Regions from separate parts of the Homo sapiens genome. Here region 1 is linked to region 2. A link is a loop called in an ENCODE intact Hi-C map of the cell type or tissue named here. Cell type or tissue: endothelial cell of umbilical vein. All regions are shown on one strand. Each heading gives the region's core, and the rest is flanking DNA. Links, peaks and the distances in the headings are about the cores only.

Region 1 (5,561 bases), core at 1,169-3,668, 320 kb after region 2:
TATTGTGGTAGGGTTATGGGTATATGAGTAGTAGTGGCCATTGTCACATAATGAAGCTACCAAGTGAATAGCTCAGAGCTGTGTTAATACATTATCAGATAGTTATTTTTACTGCTTAAGCATCAGAGCATAATGCAAAGACTATAAAAGTCATTTTTTTCTTTTTTTCTTTTAACGGGCTTCAATTGCAGAGTTGAATCATTCATTATTTTCAGTTCATAATACATTGTCATCATTGGTCCAGATAGGTTGAATTCTTATTTCATTCATTCATTACTCATTCATTTATTCATTCAGTTACAGTGCCATCAATGTCCATACACCCACCGCTCTACTCAAGAACTTGAACTGCTATTTACCTATATGTTCCTCTATTATCCTACCTCCTACCTCCCCACACAGCAGCAATCAGTATCCAGAAGTTTATGATTATCACTCCTTTGCTTTAAACAGTTGGATTACATGTATATGTATGCCTAAATTATAGTTTTGTGGGGTTTTTGTGAACCCCACAAGAGTGAAATGTTCTAAGTCTTGTGGGACTTGTTTTCATTTAATATCTTATTGAATGACACTCATATTGTTGTGGGTAGCTGTAGGTCACTCCACTTCACAGTTGTGTAATATTCTGTCATGTGATTTTACCATAAGCTCTCCACCCATTTTCCTGAGGATAGCTATTTGGATTATTTCCAGTTCTTTATTAAGAACAATACTATCTTGAACATCCTTATATGTGTATTTCCTAGTACTCCTTTATAAAAATTTCCTTTGGAAATATACCAAGAATTGGAAATTTGGGGTTGTAAGGGCATGCGAAAATTCAATGTAACAGAATAAAACCATAATTTTTCAAAGCACTTGCATGAATAGGTCACTTTCTTTGCCAGTTTATTCAGTTTTCTCACACACAAAGCCTGGCTACAATGACTAACTTACAGACAGTTATGAAGATTAAAGAAGTTTAACAGGAAAGTATCCAGAAACCTTTCTAGAAAACAGAAGATTATCAATAAGTAAGCACTTAAATCTTTCTCCTAGTTCCCTTAACACCATGCTTTATACAGATCCCTTGCCCTGTCTATCAAATCAGGGGGGTAAGACTAGGGGAGTTCCAGGCCCCTGCAGCTCGGACCCGTTGTGAGTTAGTGCCACAAATGCTTAAGAAGTAGACCCTCACTGCAGGCTCCAGGGCCTTACCCTCAGAGCAGGATGTGCTTTTCTGCCACCTTGGTATTTATTCCCTAATCCTTGGAGTGTATTCCTTAGAATTTCTGCAAAACTGGATGACAGCCAGCAGGTTCTTGATGCTAGATACTTGTTGAAATTATGATGGAGAGGGAAGAAAACCAATGATGAAATGGTACTTAGAATAAAATTCAAACTCTCTACCAAGGTCACGCGAGATCCATCCTGCTGATTTCTCCCACCTCATCTCTAGATCTTCGCTTCTTTGCTCTCCAGGTTCATCCCTAGTGGTTCACCTTTTGCAACCATTCATCTGCTCAATTCCTGGAACATTCCAAGCCATTTCCTGCCTCAAGGCTGCTGCACATGAATCCCTTTTGCTTAGAATGCTTTACCCCCAAATTTTTTCACAGCTGGCTCTTTCTCATGCTTTAGGTCTCTGCTTAAAGTCATCTGCCCAGAAAGGCATTCCCTGTCTTACCCTATGTGAAGTCATTTCACATTTACCCCAAATATTCTTCACCTCAGCCTTTACTCCCTTTATGACATTTGGCTACATTTATCATGATTATATATATTTGTTTTTTATATATTTTTTAATATATATTTTTAAATATATTTTTATATATTTTATTTTTCATCTCCCTTTCTTACTAAACTGTTAAATCTACAAGGACACAGACTGCTTTAATCGTTCTCATATTCCCCAGCCTCTAGCACAATGCCAAATGGTTGTTGAATGAATGGGTATATTAGTGACTACTAGGCAACGAGTTTTGTGTTAGTCACTCTACACAAGTAACTGTTTTCATTCTCTCAACAATCCTCTGACATGGCTATTAGTAACTTCACTTAGAAGATAAGAAAACAGGCTTGTGGAGGTTAAGTAACATCTCCAAAGCCCCACCTCTAGAAAATGATAGAGCTAAGATTTAAACACAGATCTGACTTCAAAGTCCATGCTCTTTCCTCTGAATCATGAAAACCAGAGGAAGAGGAATTGAAGGAATCCAACTGATGGTGGACGGTCTTTCCAAACTGCCAACCCAGAGTTTCCCTGGGAATTTCTCATTTTCTATGCTAAATCTTGGAGCTGTTAGTTTTGCAGCATTGCACAACACACCAATGGAAAATGTCACCTGACTTCTTCATCTGTTAAACAAACATTACGAATAGCGATTTGGCCAAACTCATGCTATTGTTCCCTCATCTATCACACTACGGTATTACTTATCAATGGAAAAGCATGTTCCCAAATGTCACAGCAGGACTTTAAAAGCTAAGTAGAACCGTAAATCATTCTTCTAAAAGCAACAAAGCTGACCTCTTCCTTAACACTCAGATATTTAATCTGTAAATTATTTAGCTTGCAGTATTTCTTTTTCCCAAAGCCAATAGTAAAGCAGCCACTTTCATTTCCTTTTATATTTCTCCAAGTGATTAGAAAGTAGCACTCTTCAGAAACATAAGCCACTTTTATGTTTTCTTTTTTTTTTGAGATGGAGTCTCACTCGTCACCGAGGCTGGAGTGCAATGGCATGATCTTGGCTCACTGCATCCTCCGCCTCCCAGGTTCAAGTGATTCTCCTGCCTCAGCCTCCTGAGTAGTTGGAATTACAGGCCCCTGCCACCACGCCAAGCTAATTTTTGTATTTTTAGTAGAGATGGGGTTTCACCATGTTGGCCAGGCTGGTCTCGAACTCCTGACCTCAGGTGATCCACCTGCCTCAGCCTCCAAAACTGCTGAGATTACAGACTTGAGCCACTGTGCCTGGCCCCACTTTTATATTTTCGATAAATAGACTAAAAGAATAGATTTCCTTGGCCTACTAGGTGAACTGTGCTCTCACTCCAGAAATGCAAACACCAAAGGAAAATTGCTGGAATATAAGTAATTTCCAGTTTTCAAGTAATAATGACACAGATACTTTTCTGTAGTCTATCATTTTGGAAAAGACCAGAGACAGCCATACACTTCTCTGTCAACCACATACATCGTTTCTCTCAACATTTAACTAAATACTGTGTCTTCCAGGAGCTCTCGCCTGACTAGTCTTGATTTATGCTGTTCAATCCCAGCACTGGCATATGACACACACCACATTATTAACTTCGAGTGTAAGTATTCCCTTATATTTTTGTTAGTTGTTCCAAAAACTTGCCACAGAAATAAGTGCCTGGTCTTCCCATGTTTAGATGGCAAGCATTTCAGGGACAGGGACAATTTCTTCTAACTCTTTGGTGCCCCCATACAAGCCTATGGACGCATGTGTTCATCCTTCTCTCCCTCCATCCATTCCGCAGACCTCCTCGGAGCAACTTTAAGACTCCAGATACTGTGCTGCATGCTCCTGGGGAAACAAAACTGAAAGATACACACACAACTTATACTTGATCAAAATGAAAAGTTGCTGATTCAACACGCTTGGGGAAAAGCGCAGCACAATGTTGATAGTGATTGTCTTAAAGGGACAGAGTTCTTTCTATTTCGCTTACTGATTTTTCTGTATTTTTATTAAGAATACATGTTCATTTTATATCAGAGAAAAGCTATTTTAAAAAAAAATCTAATCACTAAGTTGAAAGACCAACGTCAAATTTACAGAACAAAGAGGTAAATAAGAATGTAGTAAACAAGCACTCAAATAGGACTTAGCAGCTTGGGTCTGAGTTGAGACTTTGCTCCTGACAAACTGTGTGATCTTTTCAAGGTTTGGTGTCCTTAGTCTATAAACTGAAGATGAAAATATCTCCTTAATAGAGTTGTTCTAAGGATTCTATGAGACAATGCCACTGAAAATGCCTTACAGGCATTGAATAAAGAAAGGTATCATTACTGATGTTGTGGATTGCATCTGATTTCAAATGACAAGCTCTGGAAGTCAGGCCTGTTGCATATACCACTAAGCATATTATGAAATTATGAAGGTCAAGGCCAATTATGCCAAAAAGTAGTTTAAATGCTTGGTTCTCCCCACCCCATGGATGTCACAATTTGCTCAAGATGAATGAATACTAAAAGAGTCTTGCCAATTCAAGCGCCCTTCCTACTAGTAATTAAAACCCAGGCATTGCAGACCACAGAGAGAGAGTGGGTTGACAAATTCCTCGGGCTCATGTTTCTTTCATGGTCTTCCGGGCTGTATGAAATCACAAATATATGTTTGGATTTTATTTTCACAAGTCAGGGAAACAATAGGGAGCATGTTGATTTGTTTTTCTTACTTATAAAAAGAAAAAAAGCAGTGACATTCCATTTTCATCTACTAAGAAGAAATGATAAACTTTGGTTGAGAGGAGAACAAATTGCTTCGTTCCCCTGATCAGGCACAACGTCCTAATGTCCTGTACTATCCTGCTTCTATAATTCCTTCAATTGTTTTGGGATTTACTGTGCCCCCTACAGCTCTAAGGGGAATATTCACTCCACAAGTCACTTGCCTAACGATGGAAGCAAACTTCTTACAGCATGTATTAATGCATTATTTCCCCTTGTTCTAAATTTCTCTGCACCAAGCAAAAGAAGGAAGACATGCTCTTTCAAAATTACTGGACGAAGGTTGGCTAAAGTCAAAACTGGCCTATTAAATTTCTCTGAACCAAGCAAAAGAAGGAAGACATGCTCTTTCAAAATTACTTGACGAAGGTTGGCTAAAGTGAAAACTGGCCTAGTAATTGCCCAGTAAATCACAAGTCATAAGGCATCCTCACCTCCTCTGAACCTCAAGCCTTCAAGTTCTCTCTCTCTCTCTCTCTCTCTCATTAAATGGAAAGATAACAGCTGCTAGGGTCAGATTACCTTGGGCTGAAATCCTGGCTTCTCCATTTTCAAGGTTGATGGGCTTAGGCAAGTTATTTAGCTTCTTGAAACCCCATTTTCTTCACATGAGTAAGAACATCTAACTTGCAAGACTGTTATGAGGATTAAATGAGATGAATGTAAAGTATCGAACACAATGCCTGGCACATGATCAGTCTCAATAAATACTAGTTTCCAGATTCCCCTCCTTGGCCTCTTTTGCTAGTTTGAGTACAGCATATGTCTTCATTGTACATTCATCACAAATTCCTGGACCTCTGGCACATCAGATGTTCCAAGCATTCAGAGGTAACAAATTGGAGGGAACCCCCAAGGCTGTGGGAAGCCTGGTTTCCCAGCCCCTTATGCAGACCACCTACTGCTGCCTGCAGCAACCACCCTGTGAGGAGAGCAGCTGCCAGACAAAGGGACAAGGGACAGGCCTCCATCTGTACCTCCTCCCATTTGCCTCCAGCACAGCGGGCAGCCATCATCCCCCAGGAGACGCCTGGGAGAAGTTTCAGTGTTTCAGATGACAGATCAGCCCATGCTCTCTGACCCAGATTAGACCAGA
Region 2 (5,561 bases), core at 2,078-4,577:
CTTAGGGAGGCAGGAGAATGACATGAACTCAGAGGCAGGGATGTTCATTGTGTTTGTAGACACGGTGAATTAAAAACAGACTTTTAAGGACTGAAATGTGATAAGTGCTACAACTGCGGTGTCTACTGCCACCTGGTGTCAGCATACCTTAATTACGAACTCAGTGTGACCTAACAGTTGAGTCGGCTAAGGAAAAATAAAAGGCATACAATGTCACACTTTAAAATAAAACATCCCATTTGATTTAGGACCCTAGTTCTAATGGCAGTTCTTGACAAGTCATTACAAGATGTAAACAAAAATGTTTTCAAGCATGTTGTTCTTTGAAGTAGGGGAAATTGACTTGATTTTAATTATAGAATAGCATTTAGCTTTATATGATTTTTCTCATACACAAACACATAAAGTCTGTACCCCTTGCCTGTATATTTTCTATTGCTTTATAATAAGTGATCAGTTTCCTTTGTAAGAACATACAAAGTCAGTCATTCAGGAAGTTTGTGATCTTCCCCTGGATGCAAGCCACTGGCAGTCCCAGGATCCCAGTATATCCAACACGAAGGTCCTGTCAGAGTTCCAGTGTTCTCCCGCACGACCTCCCACCTCCTACCTCCCAGTACCTCAACAGGAAAGGACACATCTGTGAATCCTCTGGCATGACTTCAATTCCTTACAGCTGTAAAATCCACTGCATGGAAGGAAAAGAACATTTCCTAGACTGGGAATCCCCAGACACTTTCCCAAACTGAACAAGTGAACAGGGTTTTCGCTCTGGTGAATGATACCCCGTCAAGGAGAGTGCAGAGAGGAAAACAGTCTTGAGATGATTGTGGTCTCTAAATGTCTGGGCTTCACTGCACTTCACATTCATTTTTCTGACTTCTCTGAAATGCAGTCCTGCCCTAACTTAAGAGTTCTGCTTTGTGGGCAAGTTATACTTACTTGCAACAATTTCTTCCAAGATGTGAGTCGAGTTAGGGAAAAAGCCCATTGCTGGTATTTCATAGGCACAAGGAATAAAAAACTTTCCCCAGTTTGACCCACAAAGGCATAGCTCATCTCCTGGCCTCTCGTTGTGCCCCAGGCTGCCCAGGGCTTGTCCTATCCTGTGGCCTAAGTCCACAGCGGGAAGGTAGGTTTGATACTGGCTGCTAAGGATCTCCAGAGAGCCTTTGTGGTGCGAGTTTGCCTATTCCTCTTGGATTGCTCGGTTGGCATCTGGGACATGAAGGGAGAAGCAATATGAGGCTGGAGAAGAGAGATGAATATGAGATGAAAAAGGAGAAAGAAGGCAAGAACACACCCAACACTTTTTCTCTTCGAGGTAGCCTACATTTGAATCCAAATATAATCTAAACAACTTCACGTTAATTTTTCCAGGTGGGTACACAGTACACTGCCTCTCCAGCTCCCAGGAATTTCTATAATGCACTAATAAAGGATAATGCAAACAATTATTAAAGAGGGTTATCTAATTTGAGAAGTCAATTAGCAAAGCTAAGACTTGAGATGTGTTATCAATGCATTTGGTTAAAACTTTTCTGCAGTTTGTAACTAAATTATTTTGCACCCAAACATATTCAGTTAGTTAATTAAAGCAAGCTATGCTGATTGAAAAGAACTTAATTATATATCAAATTTTTATGCCAAATTAGCCAAAATGGGTCAAATTGATTTGTGAAGCTTAAAAAAAATTCCCAAAACAGAAAAAAATAAAGAAATATTGATTACTATGAAGTAATTTCTCATTCATTTACAAAGTGGTAGTTTTTCAAGTACTTACACACTGGACTGTTTACTATTAAAAATGTTAAATTGAATAAAAGACCAAAATAAATAGGAGTTATAAACCATAGACATTGCAGGGTGGGCACAGTGGCTCACACCTGTAATCCCAGCACTTTGGGAGGCTGAGGCAGGCAGATCACCTGAGGTCAGGAATTCGAGATCAGCCTGGCCAACATGGTGAAAACCCATCTCTACTAAAAATACAGAAATTAGCCGGGTGTGGTGGTGGGCGCCTATAATCCCAGCTACTTGAGAAGCTGAGGCAGGAGCATCATTCGAACCTGTGGGGCAGAGGTTGCAGTGAGCCGAGATTGCGCCACTGCACTCCAGCCTGGGTGACAGAGCAAGACTCTGTCTCAAAAAAATAAATAAATAAAATAAAATAAACCATAGACATCTCAAAAGTAAAACCTAATTCAGAGACATTGTCATTATTATTTTGACCTTATAAGAAGCATTATCTCATAATTATCATAGAATTTGCCCTGTGGGATTTGTTGTAAGAGTAAGGAAACCCAAAATGGGTAATATTTTCTCAGAAAAAATACTCTATTTGCATTCTCCCTTCCCTCTGTTACAAGACAGTGGTGCTCAGAAAGTTATTTGGGTGTGTTATGCTACTTCATTCTTTGTCCTTAAAGGAAAATACAGATATTTTTTGGAGAATGGGGGGAAAATAAAATAAATTTTTGAGTCTTGTAAGGGCTCAAAAAATGTGTCACAGCCACAGATCTGACTATACTTTTGGGTTCATTTTAGAAATTCCACCAATGATATCAAATGTACCAGCAAAAATTTACATGTGTGGGATGTATGATTGCTGATTTTGCCTTACTTTTTCAACATTATTTACAAGTACAATGAACACATGACATTCTCATGAGACAAAAAACAATAGTTTTTTAAACGATTGCAATGCAATCGTCACTTACACTACCTGGAGGAAGTGTCGCAAAAGAGAAACAGTTGATTTTGAGATTGTTCCACAGATGCATCAGGGGGAGTTTATGTAATCAGTCCTCCGTGATGACATCAGGAGAAAATGTGGACAATCAGAAAGGTAAACGGTGAATCCAGGGGCAAGCTTCTCCATAGAAAGTAAGAGATACAGGACAGCAGCACGCTCTGTGCCAGGACTACCGTGTGCCAGCGCTGTACCCTCCACTGGCCTCAGTCCTCAGAGGAGCAATCCTGCCAGGTAGTTACTGTGTATCAGTTCTTTCGATAAAGGATGTTGAACTCAGCTAGCCACCAGGGCACACTGCTAACAGTGGCAGAGCTGGGCTGGAGTCCAGCTTGCTGTCCCCTTCCCCACGGCTCATTCTCAGTCCATTGCTCCATAAAGTCTCCTACAAACCCTGAGGTTAGGTCCTTTCTGGAGCTCCACTGAGAAGAGAATATCTTTCCACATTGCACCTGGTTTATTTTCTTCTTCTGCCACACATGCACTTGGAAATAAGGGGGAGAAACAGGATCTGGCCAACACTGGCCACTCTCCCTTTCAGGTTCATGAAGGTGCATCCTCCTGTTGGACTGTGAGATCACCAGCAGAGGGCAGGGCAGGCAGAATTGCCCAGCTCTCCTTCCTGAGCTCCTCTGCCCTTTCCAGGAAGAAGTGGCCCACTGTGGAAGGGCACTCTACCATGACACAATGACACTGATCAGGAGAGCACAAGCCTACTTCCCACCACATCCTGGCCTCTAAATCTCCATGCACAAGGATCCCAAGAACATTCTCATGAGCTGCCCAACTCAGGGCATCAAGCCCTTTACACAGCTAAGCATCCTCCATTGTAGATGCTGTAGAATCATTAAGGGCAGAAGGGGAGCATTTGCCTGGCCACCTAAGGAATCCAATGCTCTTTATTCATAAGTGCCCAAGTCATCATTCGTAACTTCTGTTGAAGCGCTCATCATATTTCTGTTGCAGTCCAGAAATCATAACACTAAATAAATCACCGAAGGCAAAAAGCATAGAAATTCAAAAAAGAAACTAATCTCTTCAGACCTTCTCTCCAATTTTTGTTTTCAATACATCCCTTTGAAATGGGATAAAAATCAAAGGTGTAGGCTGCTTGGCCCTGGGAGAAGCACAGCCTTTCCATTCTATTTTAAGCAGAGAAGGGTCCAATCCAAATTTGCAAACAGGATAGAGGAGCTTCCAAAAGAGATCTTACTCTTCTTCATTACTGAATTAATCACGGAAGAAATGATGGCAACAATTATAGAGCGCTGACTATGTGCAGGCATTGTGTTAAGCACATGCATTCATGTTCATAATCTTACTGAATCTGGATGGCGACTCTTCAAGGTAGGTTCTTTTATTATCCCCACTTCACAGATAAGTAAGGTGAGGTTTAGAGAGCTTAGGTCATTGTTTTAGGTTGCATAGCTGGGCTGGATTTTGAATCCTGGGGCACCACAAAGTTCTTAATTGCTATATTCTACTGCTTTCCATCAGACCTTCAAGTGAGGGTTTTTAGATTCCAAATAAAGCCAGGTTTGTCTATCTAGCTGTTTAACTCACTGCAAAGTCTCACGTTAAGATCCCTCAGTTTCACTAGACAAGAGGTCAGTCTAGGGGTGGTACAGAGAGGAGAAAGAAGGGAACCCAGAGAATTCAAGTTATAACAGGAAAATGGCTTGAAGGAGCTAAACCCATGACTCGGAGCCAAATGGTTTGGCACATACAGCCATGTTCGGGGATTTGTGATGACAGGGACAGTCTTTTTTCCACCCCACTTCGAGCCGCCTTTATAGAACTTTATCTTTTATGTCCAAAGATCAAATAAAAAAATCATATTTAATGAGAACTAGGGGAAATAAACTGGTGGTAATTAAAGAGTAAAAATAACCTCTCTGTGGCTTCAGACCACAGGAGTTTTCTAATTTTAAGAGGCACAGGCAAATCACTTAAACAAGGCCTTTTGGGCTGTGTTCATCTTGTGTTTCCTCCCACACCCACAGTGGTTAAAGTTATAGGCAGCCATAGCTCTTGAACCCATGGAATTGTGTAGTAAATGGAAGTACACCCAGGCCAAACTCATCAACTCAGAAACACAACCTTGCAGTGCGGAAGTCAAATCCAAGTCTCCTTTGTAACCAGTTGCTTTGCGTGGAAGGGGGTTAAAAAGAGTTAGAAAAGGTTATGGAGTCCTGAGTCTTAATAAGAGTCCTTCCTCCCTCCATCCTCAAGCCCTGTTTCTACTGTCATCTGACTCTAGACGTGAAGTCTCACAGTTGGCCAAGATCCAAATAATTCTCATTTTGCTTCCTTATTTTCCATGTGCACATTTGATGTGGGCTAGACCATAAGGCAGACCTAAACTCTTCCTCAGGTAGAATAACCAGACTCATTCAAACACCCAAAGGCAGCCAAGTGACTTGAGATTCCGTTTAGGGGAACCAGCTCTGCCTTGTACTACTGTGGTTTAGGCCAGAATTTGGGAAGCCCTCCTCAATCTTAGAGTTAAGCTAACACCTGGAAAAACCCTGCAGTGTAGCCAGCTTTCCAGTAAACGTGCAGACCTATAAAAGCATGGAATTGCCTGGAGGACATCGCTCTGAAATACTTCTTTGAATTTCCCAATTTGGGACCTAGAATGGGGCTGACTCAAGATGAGATCAGCTCCTGGACAGCAAGAAGATGCCTACCCTGGGTTTTGAGCCTTTGTCCTGCACAACAAGAGATTTCATACACCATGTTCCAAGGTCAAGTCTATTATTGGTCTGCAACCCAAAACCATTCCCCAGAACACTGTACTTACCGGTAG

The links. Hi-C counts contacts between places; a loop is a spot of excess contacts. Peaks named below come from ENCODE experiments on the same cell type or tissue, not always from the same donor. Only the 100,000 strongest peaks of a DNase experiment are listed, where the experiment ranks them.
Region 1: a loop joins it to region 2, with 2.7 times the contacts of the local background. A loop is called at or near these places in 4 of 110 quality-filtered maps.

The regions. Positions count from the first base shown.
Region 1 is chr7:33,761,748-33,767,308 of GRCh38, reverse strand. No RefSeq gene overlaps it. Among named protein-coding and RNA genes, the nearest start is that of FLJ20712, 39 kb to the right of the region's middle. In endothelial cell of umbilical vein, for the core only: no CTCF peak of the experiment used is centred there; a DNase peak (open chromatin) is centred at 2,318; H3K27ac peaks cover 796 bases.
Region 2 is chr7:34,086,087-34,091,647 of GRCh38, reverse strand. BMPER (BMP binding endothelial regulator) reads right to left here. Exons shown (of 15, transcript NM_001365308.1): 13 at 5,556-5,561. Among named protein-coding and RNA genes, the nearest start is that of BMPER, 180 kb to the right of the region's middle. In endothelial cell of umbilical vein, for the core only: a CTCF peak has its summit at 3,327 (motif pointing right); no DNase peak of the experiment used is centred there.